Linked DNA regions of Homo sapiens: region 1 is linked to region 2. A link is an interaction called in ENCODE POLR2A ChIA-PET data of the cell type or tissue named here. Cell type or tissue: Caco-2. All regions are shown on one strand. Each heading gives the region's core, and the rest is flanking DNA. Links, peaks and the distances in the headings are about the cores only. Region 1 overlaps CRISPLD2 (cysteine rich secretory protein LCCL domain containing 2). Region 2 has its middle 26 kb from the start of KCNG4.

Region 1 (5,371 bases), core at 109-5,108, 580 kb after region 2:
CTTTCTGCAAATGCCGCTGCCCGCTGCCGTGCGCTCCGCTTCCAGACAGTAATTGTTACAAGACCTCTAACTGCCTCGACGACCACATGGCCCTTAAAAATGGTCATTTCCCCCGTGAGCATTTTCTCTTCATCGAAACCACTTTGTTTATACTTGCTGGTGACAGTGTGACTGTGGACTTGCCTCCAGTTTGGTTTTCTCCCTAGTTATTAAAAAAAAAAAAAATGGTGCCAACCTTGGCAGCCAAGGCTGAAGCAAGGGGGTGGTGGGCATGAAGCGATGACCCCACGGAGGATGTCCAGGGACAGGTGCAGCTGGTGGCTGCAGATTACAGGCATGCACCACCTCGCCCGGCTAATTTTTGTATTTTTAGTAGAGACGGGGTTTCGCCATGTCGGCCAGGCTGGTCTCCAACTCCTGACCTCAGGTGATCCTACCGCCTCAGCCTCCCAAAGTGCTGGGATGACAGGCATGAGCCACCATGTTCGGCCTTAAGTGCACTCACGTCTTCATCAGGTTTTGTCTTAGACAACAATATCTGTGAAATACGGGCTTCATGGGCTGGATAGTTTTTCTCCAACGTACCTGAAAATAAACACCTAATTGACATAAGAAAGGACTCATTACTTGGGAGGCTGAGGCAGGAGAATGGCGTGAACCCGGGAGGCGGAGCTTGCAGTGAGCCGAGATCCCGCCACTGCACTCCAGCCTGGGCGACAGAGCGAGACTCCGTCTCAAAAAAAAAAAAAAAAAAGAAAGGACTCATTAAGAGCCAGGTGAAGAGATTCCTGCACGTGCAGGTGGTGTATGAGCCACCTGAGGAGCCTACTAGAGACCCCAGGTGAGCTCCTCAAGGATAATGGTATTAAGCACCTGTACCAGGTGCTGCTGGAATTGAGGGTTATTCCCCCACCTCGGCCTCCCTCCCTCCTCGCTGCCCGTGGCTGCTCCTGGAATTGGGGGCTATTCCGCCTCCTCGGCCTCCCTCCCTCCCGGCTGCCCGTGGCTGCTCCTGGAATTGGCCGCTATTCACCCTCCTCGGCCTCCCTCCCTCCTACCTGCCCGTGGCTGCTGCTGTCTCCACTGGTGGGTGAGGGGAGGGGCTGGGACTGAGTGAGCGGTTTCTGCCCTGCAGGTATCGCTCTCCGGGGTTCCATGTGCAGTCCTGGTATGACGAGGTGAAGGACTACACCTACCCCTACCCGAGCGAGTGCAACCCCTGGTGTCCAGAGAGGTGCTCGGGGCCCATGTGCACGCACTACACACAGGTAACTCGGGGACTTGCCACGACCTCAGCCCTGCCCCCCAATCCCAGTCATTCACCCCCTGCCCCTGGGGGATTGTCAAATCTGTAAAGCCTCTGCGCTGTTGTTGCCTTCATTTTTAAAAATTCAGTTCTATACAGAGTACAGCTGGGAGAAGAAGCTGTTTGTTACCAGCAAGGTCAGAAACTGAGTGAGCACTACAAACTCTTTTTTTTCTTTGAGGCAGTGTCTCCCTGCTACCTGGGCTGGAGTGCAGTGGCATGATCTTAGTTAGCTTAGTGCAGCCCCAAACTCCTGGGCTCAAGCAATCCTCCCACCTCAGCCTCCTGAGTACCTGGGACTACAGTTGTGCACTACGAGGCCTGGCTAATTTTTGTATTTTTTTTTTTTTTTTTAGAGATGGGTCTGGCTATGTTGTCCAGGCTAGTCGCAAACTCCTGGGCTCATGCAATCCTCCCCGCTCAGCTTCCCAAAGTGTTGGGATTACAGTTGTGAGCTACTGCACTCAACCGAGAAAACTTCTATGGCAATTTGACATTGTGGGGCATTTTCATTGTGTGGGAGTCTGTTTGTTTGCTTGCTTTTTTTTTTTTTGAAACGGAGTCTCCCTCTGTCGCCCAGGCTGGAGTGCAGTGGCACGATCTTGGCTCACCGCAACCTCTGCCTCCTGGGTTCAAGCGATTCGCCTGCCTCAGCCTCCTGAGTAGCTGGGACTATAGGTGCCTGCCACCACGCCCGGCTAATTTTTGTTTTTTTAGTAGAGATGGGGTTTCACCATGTTGGTCAGGCTGGTCTCAAACTCCTGACCTCATGATCCGCCCACCTCAGCCTCCCAAAATGCTGAGATGACAGGCGTGAGCCACCGCACCGGCCCACTTGCTTTGCTTTTTAAGAAAATGTATGTATCTTCAATGGGTTAGGGACTAATATCTGCTTCCCCAACCCTTCACCTCGTACCTCTTTAGTGCCAGCACCTTATACATCCAGGCCAAATGATATCACCCTTTTGTGCCTTATCCCTCGAGCTGTGACACACAAATGTCATCTTTTCAGATAGTTTGGGCCACCACCAACAAGATCGGTTGTGCTGTGAACACCTGCCGGAAGATGACTGTCTGGGGAGAAGTTTGGGAGAACGCGGTCTACTTTGTCTGCAATTATTCTCCAAAGTAAGACAAGTTGATGCCGTTGTATGGGGTGGGGGTTGGGATGTGTTTGCTTGCCAGGGAGCACCCAGTGAAAACTGGCTTGAGCAGCGAAGTCTTTAATATCTCACATAACAAAGAATCTAGAGTTTAGTGCATCTGGGTTAGCGTAATAGCTAAGCAGTGTCAACAAGGACTCGGGTTCTTTCCGTCTTCCTGCCGTACCATTCTCTCCTCATGGTCCCAAGATGGCTGCACAGCACCAACATCACATCTCCCCAAGCACAAGGAAGGATGGTCAAAGGGCTCTCTCCTTAGGTCTTTTGCACACTGGCATACTTTCTCCTTATGTTCTTTGCCAGAATTAGACCAATCATAGATGAGGGGGAAAAAGATTGCCCCAACTGGCTTTGCAAGACGTCCTCTGGGACCAACTGAACAAAGTCAGAAGTGGGAATAGCTGCTGGCTGGGCAACCAGCATGGTCTGCCCTGGCAGTATGATTATTTTTCTCTGAAAACATGCAGTAGACAGCACCCTAGAAAACACATGTTCACACAAAGCCTAGCTTCTCTGTTTCCCTCCAAAGAGGGTCCACATGCGGCCTCCTGATCATGGTGCCTCCTCCGCCTATAGCATGCTCAGCTCATCAGTGTGGTGTCCAGCCCTTGACTCATTTGCTCATGGGACAAATATGTGCTGATTCTTGGAGAGTCACTCCCCCAGTTCATGGCCTGAGGTTTGCATGCTGGCCGCTGGCCACCGCCGTTCTTGCCCCGTGCCCTGTGTAGAGTGGGCCCCGGGGCATGTTTGCTCAGTGACTGAATGAAATGGGAATGACCTCATTTATTTGTTTTGGGTCAGGAGTAGTTATGAAAAGGTGGGATGAAGGGGGAATCGCTGAGGTTGGGAGGAAAAATAGAAGCCCTCTCAAAACCATCTGGTGTGCCTGCGGTGGCGTGGCGCGGCTCAGCAGCCCACATGGATGAGCGCAGCGGGTGTGTCATTGCCTGGGAGGGACGCAGGCACCATGCAAGAGCAGCAGACTGGTCCAAGGTGGTGGAATTCCTGGCCCAGTGGCAGGTGGTGAATGAGGAATCATTTGACTTGACTCTATAAAAAATAGACACTAGAAGGTCCTATCAGAAATGAAATTATTTCCTTCTGTAGCTGCCCCCTGCTTCCTTAAAAGAAGGAATAACCTCCATATGGTAAAATATACTCATCTGAAGTATACAGTGCGACACAGTCTCACATGCATTAGTCTGTTGGGGCTGCAACAACAGAGGCCACAGCCTGGGCAGCTTACACATCAGACTTTTATGTCTCACCATTCTGGAGGCTAGAAGTCCCCTGGACCAAGGGGTGGCAGATCAAGGTGTGGCAGATCAAGGGGTGGCAGCATCGGGCTCCAGTGGGAGCTCTCTTCCTGGCTCACCAACGGCCACTATCTTACATGGTGGTGAGAGATGAGGACATCAATCCTATTGGGTCAGGACTTCACCTGTTGACGTCGTTTAACCTTAATTAGTTTCATCAAGGCCCTGTCTCCAAGTACAGTCACATTGTGGGTGAGGGTTTCAACACTGGGATTTGGGGAGACACATAATGAAAGTCCACGGCAATAGCCCTCTACCCGTGTAACTACCATCCAGATGGAGATGGACAGTGTCTCCCATGCCCCAGAGGCTCTCTCGTGCCCTACAAAGTGCCCACCATTCTAGCATCTTTCCCATCGGTCTGTGGTGTCTGGTGTGGGACCTCATATGAAGGGGGCCACACAGCACACTCCCTGTACCCCCAAATGGTGTTTTGCTCAACATCACATTGGTGAGGTCTCCCCGTGGTGTTGCGTGATCACCGGTTCTTTCCTTTTGTCTGCTGCATATTACTGCGTGCTGTCCATGGCCTCTGTCTTAGAGAGAGGGCTTGAGCCCCTGGGCTATGCAGGACACTGTCCCAGGCACCAGGGTGAGGAGGGTGGCTGGGAGGGTGAGTTTGGGTGTGGGGGGGGTCAGATCCCTTGAGGGGGATTCCCAACCCGACAAGGGGTGGGGTGGGTGTGTACACAGAGGGCCTTGTGTGTGAGGGAAGGTACTTCACGGTGCTATTCAAAAATTAAGGAGACTGGCCAGTGCGGTGGCTCATGCCTGTAATCCCAGCCTCCTTTGGCCGAGGCAGGAGAATCGCTTGAGTCCAGGAGTTCAAGACCAGCCTTGGCAACTGGCAAAACCCCATCTCCACGAAAAATACAAAAAGTTAGCTGGGTGTGGTGGTGCATGCCTGTATTCCCAGTTACTTGTGAGGCTGAGGTGGGAGGATTGCTTGAGCCCAGGAGGTTGAGGCTGCAGTGAGCTGTGGTCACACCACTGCACTCCAGCCTGGGTGACAGAGCAAGACCCTGTCTCAAAAATTAAGGAGATTATTTGTCTGCAGGACCTGGTGCCCAGCCAGCCTTCCACCAATGCCAACCCTGAGTGTTAGGGTTGAGCTGGGAGCGTCAGTGGTGTGGTTTGTCTGAGGAAATATAGAACCGTAGACACAAGGGGAAACTTGGCAGGGGCAGTGGGACGTACCCACGACAGGGCCACGATCATCTGAGAAACCTACTGGGCTTCACCCAGAGACAGGATGGGCTCTGGGACCTCTCGGTCCCTTGGTGATGTTCTTTTTGGGGGAGTCATCCCGAAGACCCCCGGGGATCTGAACAGACGATTTCTGAGCAGGGATGTCTTGTGGCATGGCACGGACGCGATCATTCTGCCTCCGGAATGTGAGAGGGTGGAAGAGGCTGTGTGCACGTCATAACAGTGCCCAGTCAGACAGTGGCCAGCCCTGTCCTCCCCACACTGCACGGCCCACTGTCCCTCCCCTGCCCACAGGCCCCTCGGTGAGGCCAGGGTGCTTCTGGGGCCGCGGGAAGTTCTAGGCCACTCTTGTAAGGACGGATGCCTATCAGACC
Region 2 (5,371 bases), core at 278-5,277:
TGGTGAGTGCCCAGTGATCTGCAGATGCTGCAGAAGGGGTTTGGGGGTGAGTGTGCATCTGGTTGCTAAGGGCCGTCTGAGGGTCCTCATCCCTGAGACACACCTGAGGAGCCCTTTGTGTTTCTGCTTTTACACTCTGGGCTCTTGCCGTGGTCTGAGCTTGCAATGCCACAAGACACACAGAGAGAAGCTGGGCCTCCAGGCCCCTGAATGAGCCATGCAGGAGCAGAGCGCTGAGTCTTGGCTCCCTGTAATGTCACCATAACATGACCACAATGCAGGAGACTGACAGTGACAGGGAGACCCCAGAAGAAGTTGAGCTTCCGTCTGGGAAATCAGAAGAGAGTGTCAAGACAAGGCCGGGATCCTGGAGGTCAGTGGGTTTGATTCTAAGCTCTGTTGGCACAGAAGTTGCTGTGTGGCCTTGTGTGTCTTTTTAACCTCTTGAGCCTCAGCTTTCCTCTCTGTGGAATGGGCTTGTGAGGATTTCATGCGCTGGTGAGCCCTGAGTGTGGTGCCTGTGGGTCGTGGGAGCCTTGGAGGAAGCTTGTTCCATGAAAAGGCTGTGTATGCAATGTGGCCTCCAAAAACCAAAGGAGGCCAGGCGTGGTGGGTCATGCCTGTAATCCCAGCACTTTGGGAGGCTGAGGCGGGCAGATCACCTGAGGTCAGGAGTTCGAGACCAGTCTGGTCAACATGGTGAAACCCTGTCTTTACTAAAAATATATAAATTAGCCAGGCATAGTGGCGGGCGCCTATAATCCCAGCTACTTGGGAGGCTGTGGCAGGAGAATCACTTGAATCCAAGAGGTGGAGGTTACAGTGAATGGAGATCCCGCCACTGCACTCCAGCCTGGGCAACAGCAGAGTGAGACTCCATCTCAAAAAAAAAAAAAAAAAAAAAAAAAGGCAAAGGAGCCGAGACACCAAAGAGCAAGGCAGACAGATTGAGTTTGTGGATAAAGCCTGTCTTACGGGGGGAGCTTGCAGACAGAAGCATGGTCTTGGAGGCAGCAGGACGGGTAGATCTCTGTCCCTGTTACCCCCAGACCCAAGGCTTATCGACTGTGTTAGTCTGTTCTCATGCTGATAATAAACACATACCCAAGACTGGGTAATTTATAAAGGAAAGAGGTTTCATGGACTCACTGTTCCACATGGCTGGGGAGGCCTCACAATCATGGCGGAAGGCAAATGAGAAGCAAAGTACATCTTACATGGCAGCAGGCAAGAGAGACTGTGCAGAGGAACTCCCATTTATAAAACCATCAGATCTTGTGAGACTTACTCACTACCATGAACACAGTAGGGGGGAAACAGCCCCATGATTCAATTATCCCCACCTGACCGTGCCCTTGACATGTGGGGATTATTACAATTCAAGGTGGGATTTGGATGGGGACACAGAGCAAAACCATATCATCTACCACAGGGGAAGGGGGTACATGCTCCAGTAAGACAAAGGCAACCCTCCTAACAGGCAAGAATGTCGTGTGTGCCATAGCTTAGAATTTGTCCAATGATATCAAGGTTGTCATGTTCTTACACTAGGGATAGTAAATAAAATAGGCAGCAAGAGGCATTCCTAGGACTGGAGACAATCAGAAATCAACATGGCAGATTAGCATCCAAGATGGAGTCACCGCTGTCTCTGCAAGCTCAAGGGTCCTCCCCTCTGCTCCCTCCTCAAAGGCAGATGCCGATTTGGGGGTCAAGTCCCCAAACATAATCAGCCCTGTTTCTACACCATAGCCTGTTAATAGAAGGGCACTTGGGATGTAGTGGGAAGCTAAACTTGGCAAGAGCACTGTCCCTTGTTTTCTTGGCAGGCTTTTTCTCAGGCTGTCTTTAGAGAAGTAAGGTTGGGGTGCAGTGAGGCAATCTTGGCTCACTGCAACCTCTGCCTCCCAGGTTCAAGTGATTCTCCTGCCTCAGCCTCCCCAGTAGCTGAGACTACAGGCGCCTGTCATCACACCTGGCTAATTTTTGTATTTTTAGTGGAGACGGGGTTTCACTGTGTTGGCCAGGCTGGAGTGCACTGGCACGATCATGGCTCACTGCAGCCTTGAACTCCCCAGCTCAAGCCATCCTCCCACATCAACCTCCTGAGTAGCTGGGACTATGGGCAGGTAGACCTGGCTAGGTTTTTTTATTTTTTATTTTTTGTAGAGTACAAGGTCTCCCTATGTTGCCCAAGCTGATCTCAGACTCCTGGCCTCAGGTGATCCTCCTACTTTGACCTCCCAAAGTGTTGTGATTACGCGTGTGAGCCACTGTGGCCAGGCTCGTTTTGCTGTTTGAGACTCCAATACTGGCCCTGTGTACAACTGAGAAAGCTGAGGCCTGGAGGGCATGGGGACTTCATCTCAGTCATGCAGCCTCCAGGTGATAGAATCAAGAGGAAAGTAGAGTCCCCTGGATTCCTGGTCCAGTTCCAATGTTTCTGTCCTCCTGCCACAAATTCACACAGAACATGGAGGGCACATGGTCCTGGCATGGAGGAGGGAGTTGATTATAATGGGTGTCAGTTCTGCAGGATTTCTGTTTAGAGGCGAGTTTCCTATGTGTTTATTTCTTATGTGCTCTGCTAATATTTCTTGTCCAGTGGTTTATTAAGCAAAGTGTACCAGATGCTCCCAGGATTATCTCGCCCTCTGTCCTCATGGCTCTGACAGCCTCTGGCTTTAATCAGCTTCCTGACTGCAGCAGGCCCAAGAGATTCCATGACCCCATTGAGCCAATTCTCTCTTCTTCCACAGTAATATAACATTAGCTGTCCACCTCCCAACCCCCAGAATAAAGACTACATTTCCCAGCCTCCCTTGCAACTAGGTGTGACCATGTGACCACATTGTGGCCAATGGGATGTTAGTGGAAGGTCATGGTGGTGGCATCTGGGGATCTTACTGGCTGGCAGGCAAGTGCCCTCTGCCCCTCCCCTCTCCACAGTGTCTGTAGCTGTCCCCTTGGACCCAGAGGACGAGTTCAAACGTTAGAGAAGTGGAGCCGAACTGCCATCTAGCCCCAAACTGCTAATGTTTGTCCATTTGTGTCCAAGTAAACCAAACGACTGTCCAGTTTAGGTCACTTATTTTAGGGTCACCATTCCTTGCAGGCAACCCCAATCCTAACTGAGGAACCAGGCAGTGACAGTGACTAACTGTACGTCAGGTTCTCTCTCTAAACTTGTTAACCCTCGAAACAATCCTATAAAGCAGGGCTCTCCTGCTCAGATGGATTTGCCGCCCAGGGGACAGCAGGCAATGCCTCGAGATGTGTGGATCATCCTGACTGGGGAGGAGGTTCCACTGATAGCCAGAGGGTAGAAGCTGGGATGCTGCTATACATTCTATGATGTTTGAACAGCACCCACAACAAAGAATAATCTGTTTTCTCAGGTCCACAGTAGTGAGGTTGAAAAGCTCTGTTGTATTGTTTTGTTTAAAACTAAGAAAATTAGTTTGATCTTACAAAAGGCTGAAGTCACTTGCCTGTGATGACAAGACTTGTAGGTGGCAGATTGGGATTGAGACCCAGGCAGTCTTTGTCTAGAGGTGAGGGTTGATGTGCACCAGGAGGCAAGGCATGGGTTGCCTTCAGTATCTCCCCAACATTCTGCATGCTCTCACCTCATCCAGAGGAGTCTGACAGCTTCGGGAGGTCCTGACTCTGCCATTCCCTGGATGATTGACCTTGAGCTGGTCACATTCCCTCTTGGAGCCACAGTTTCTTCTGCTCTACAAATGGAGGGGGTGAGGAAGCCACATCCCTGTTGAGAGTATTGGTGGGCCCAGTGCAGCGCCTCTACAGTATGACATTCACTGGGCCATAGGTCTCAGAGCCCCCTGCTGTCCAGGGTTAACCCTTTGGTTGTCAGACCATAGGCAGTCAGGGGCGAGGGCGCAGGGAAGCTGGGCACTTGGGATGCAGTGGGAGAGGCTGTTTGCTAATTGGTATGGAAGGGTGCTTTCACCTGTTTGGGCTACATGGCCATTCTGGTACACATCAGCCACGTGTCAGCATGGGCAGAGAGAAGTAGAAATTGCTGAGGTCAGGGAGGGAACCTGGCCTCATTTGGAAGAAGGAATCTGAAGAGCCAGTCTCTCCTTCAGCGTTCAATGTGTCCAGCTCACTTTGGGTTTAAATAAGTTAAAACACATCCACAATTAAGATGAACTGTCTACAGAGATGAAGGGTGAGAGGTGACGCCTGCTGGGCATGACCCACCTTAGACCTGGAGATTTGCTAGAAGACTCTCCTCCCATGGCTCTGTGGAAGGTGCATTGTCATTTGCCCCTATTCTCCAGATGAGGAAACTGAGGCCCAGAGAGACTTAATATCACTGTCAGGATTCTGCAGCTGGTAGGTGAACTCAGGAGTTAATTTACAACCACCCATTAGAAGGCACGTGGGTGGGGTTTAGGGGCCTGAGGCCATCCCAGATTTGTGCCGTTAGGCAACTCCTAACACCCAGAAAACAACAACAACAACAACAAAACCTGGACAAGGACCTAGCCTCAGTGTGCATTTGGCTCGCCAAGGTCACTCATCTGGCCTCGGCACACAAATTGCTCCAGGGCAGAGGCAGACACCTGGCATTTCTATTTCCTGCCACCTTCTTCACCTTGACCCCAGGAGACCCGCCTGCCTTATCTGTACTCCCTGGCTGGCGCCCTGTGTCAGCACCATCCCTGGGGTCTTTGTGCCCCCAGCCCCGTCCCTCGCCACTCCAACGTGTCAGGCAGGGTTAAGCCACCCCCGGATTATGGAGGTGCTAATGATTTGATATCTCAGCCAGGGATTTAACTGATCTCCTAGCTCAGCTGGAAAAATTCCCTCCCTCAAATAGCTGTTTTATCTTTTAGCTCCTGCCGCCACTTTAATCACACTAAGTCCTCATCAGATGCCACAAATGAGAGATTTAAAAAAAAAAAAAAAGGTAAGAAATTGGGACCAGGCTGGGTTTTCTCTCTGGACTCTTTGGAACACGGTTGCATATTATCACCCTCCGAATCGTCAGCTTTCACCTGGAGATTAAAGGGAGTCCCTCAAGACCACTTGAAATGAACAGTGTGGCACACAGCAGCTTAATCTCCTCAGTGTCATGAAATCTGGGTTTTATGGGGCATCGCGCCCTCCAGCCTCCCATTTTCCTTCTCGGGCCATCAGTCCCCTTCGCTAAAATGGTGCTCTGGGAAAATTCATGCCTCCACAAAGTGGCTAATGGACCGTGAAGCCATTTCAAAACGTAACTAGAATGCCACGTGTGCAAACATTAACCTTCTGCATTAGGACACCACTGACTCGATTCAGGGCTTTACAGGTTCCAGGAGCTTGTAAAGTGAATGCTTCTGTTTTTACTTCTAATATA

The links. Peaks named below come from ENCODE experiments on the same cell type or tissue, not always from the same donor. Only the 100,000 strongest peaks of a DNase experiment are listed, where the experiment ranks them.
Region 1: POLR2A ChIA-PET joins it to region 2 with 5 read pairs; 1 of 35 experiments calls an interaction of 5 or more read pairs at or near these places.

What each region holds. Positions count from the first base shown.
Region 1 is chr16:84,848,250-84,853,620 of GRCh38, forward strand. CRISPLD2 (cysteine rich secretory protein LCCL domain containing 2) reads left to right here. Exons shown (of 15, transcript NM_031476.4): 4 at 1,136-1,268; 5 at 2,319-2,434. Among named protein-coding and RNA genes, the nearest start is that of CRISPLD2, 31 kb to the left of the region's middle. RefSeq lists an enhancer at 2,762-3,263. In Caco-2, for the core only: no CTCF peak of the experiment used is centred there; a DNase peak (open chromatin) is centred at 3,172.
Region 2 is chr16:84,263,711-84,269,081 of GRCh38, forward strand. No RefSeq gene overlaps it. Among named protein-coding and RNA genes, the nearest start is that of KCNG4, 26 kb to the left of the region's middle. In Caco-2, for the core only: no CTCF peak of the experiment used is centred there; a DNase peak (open chromatin) is centred at 2,881; H3K4me3 peaks cover 240 bases.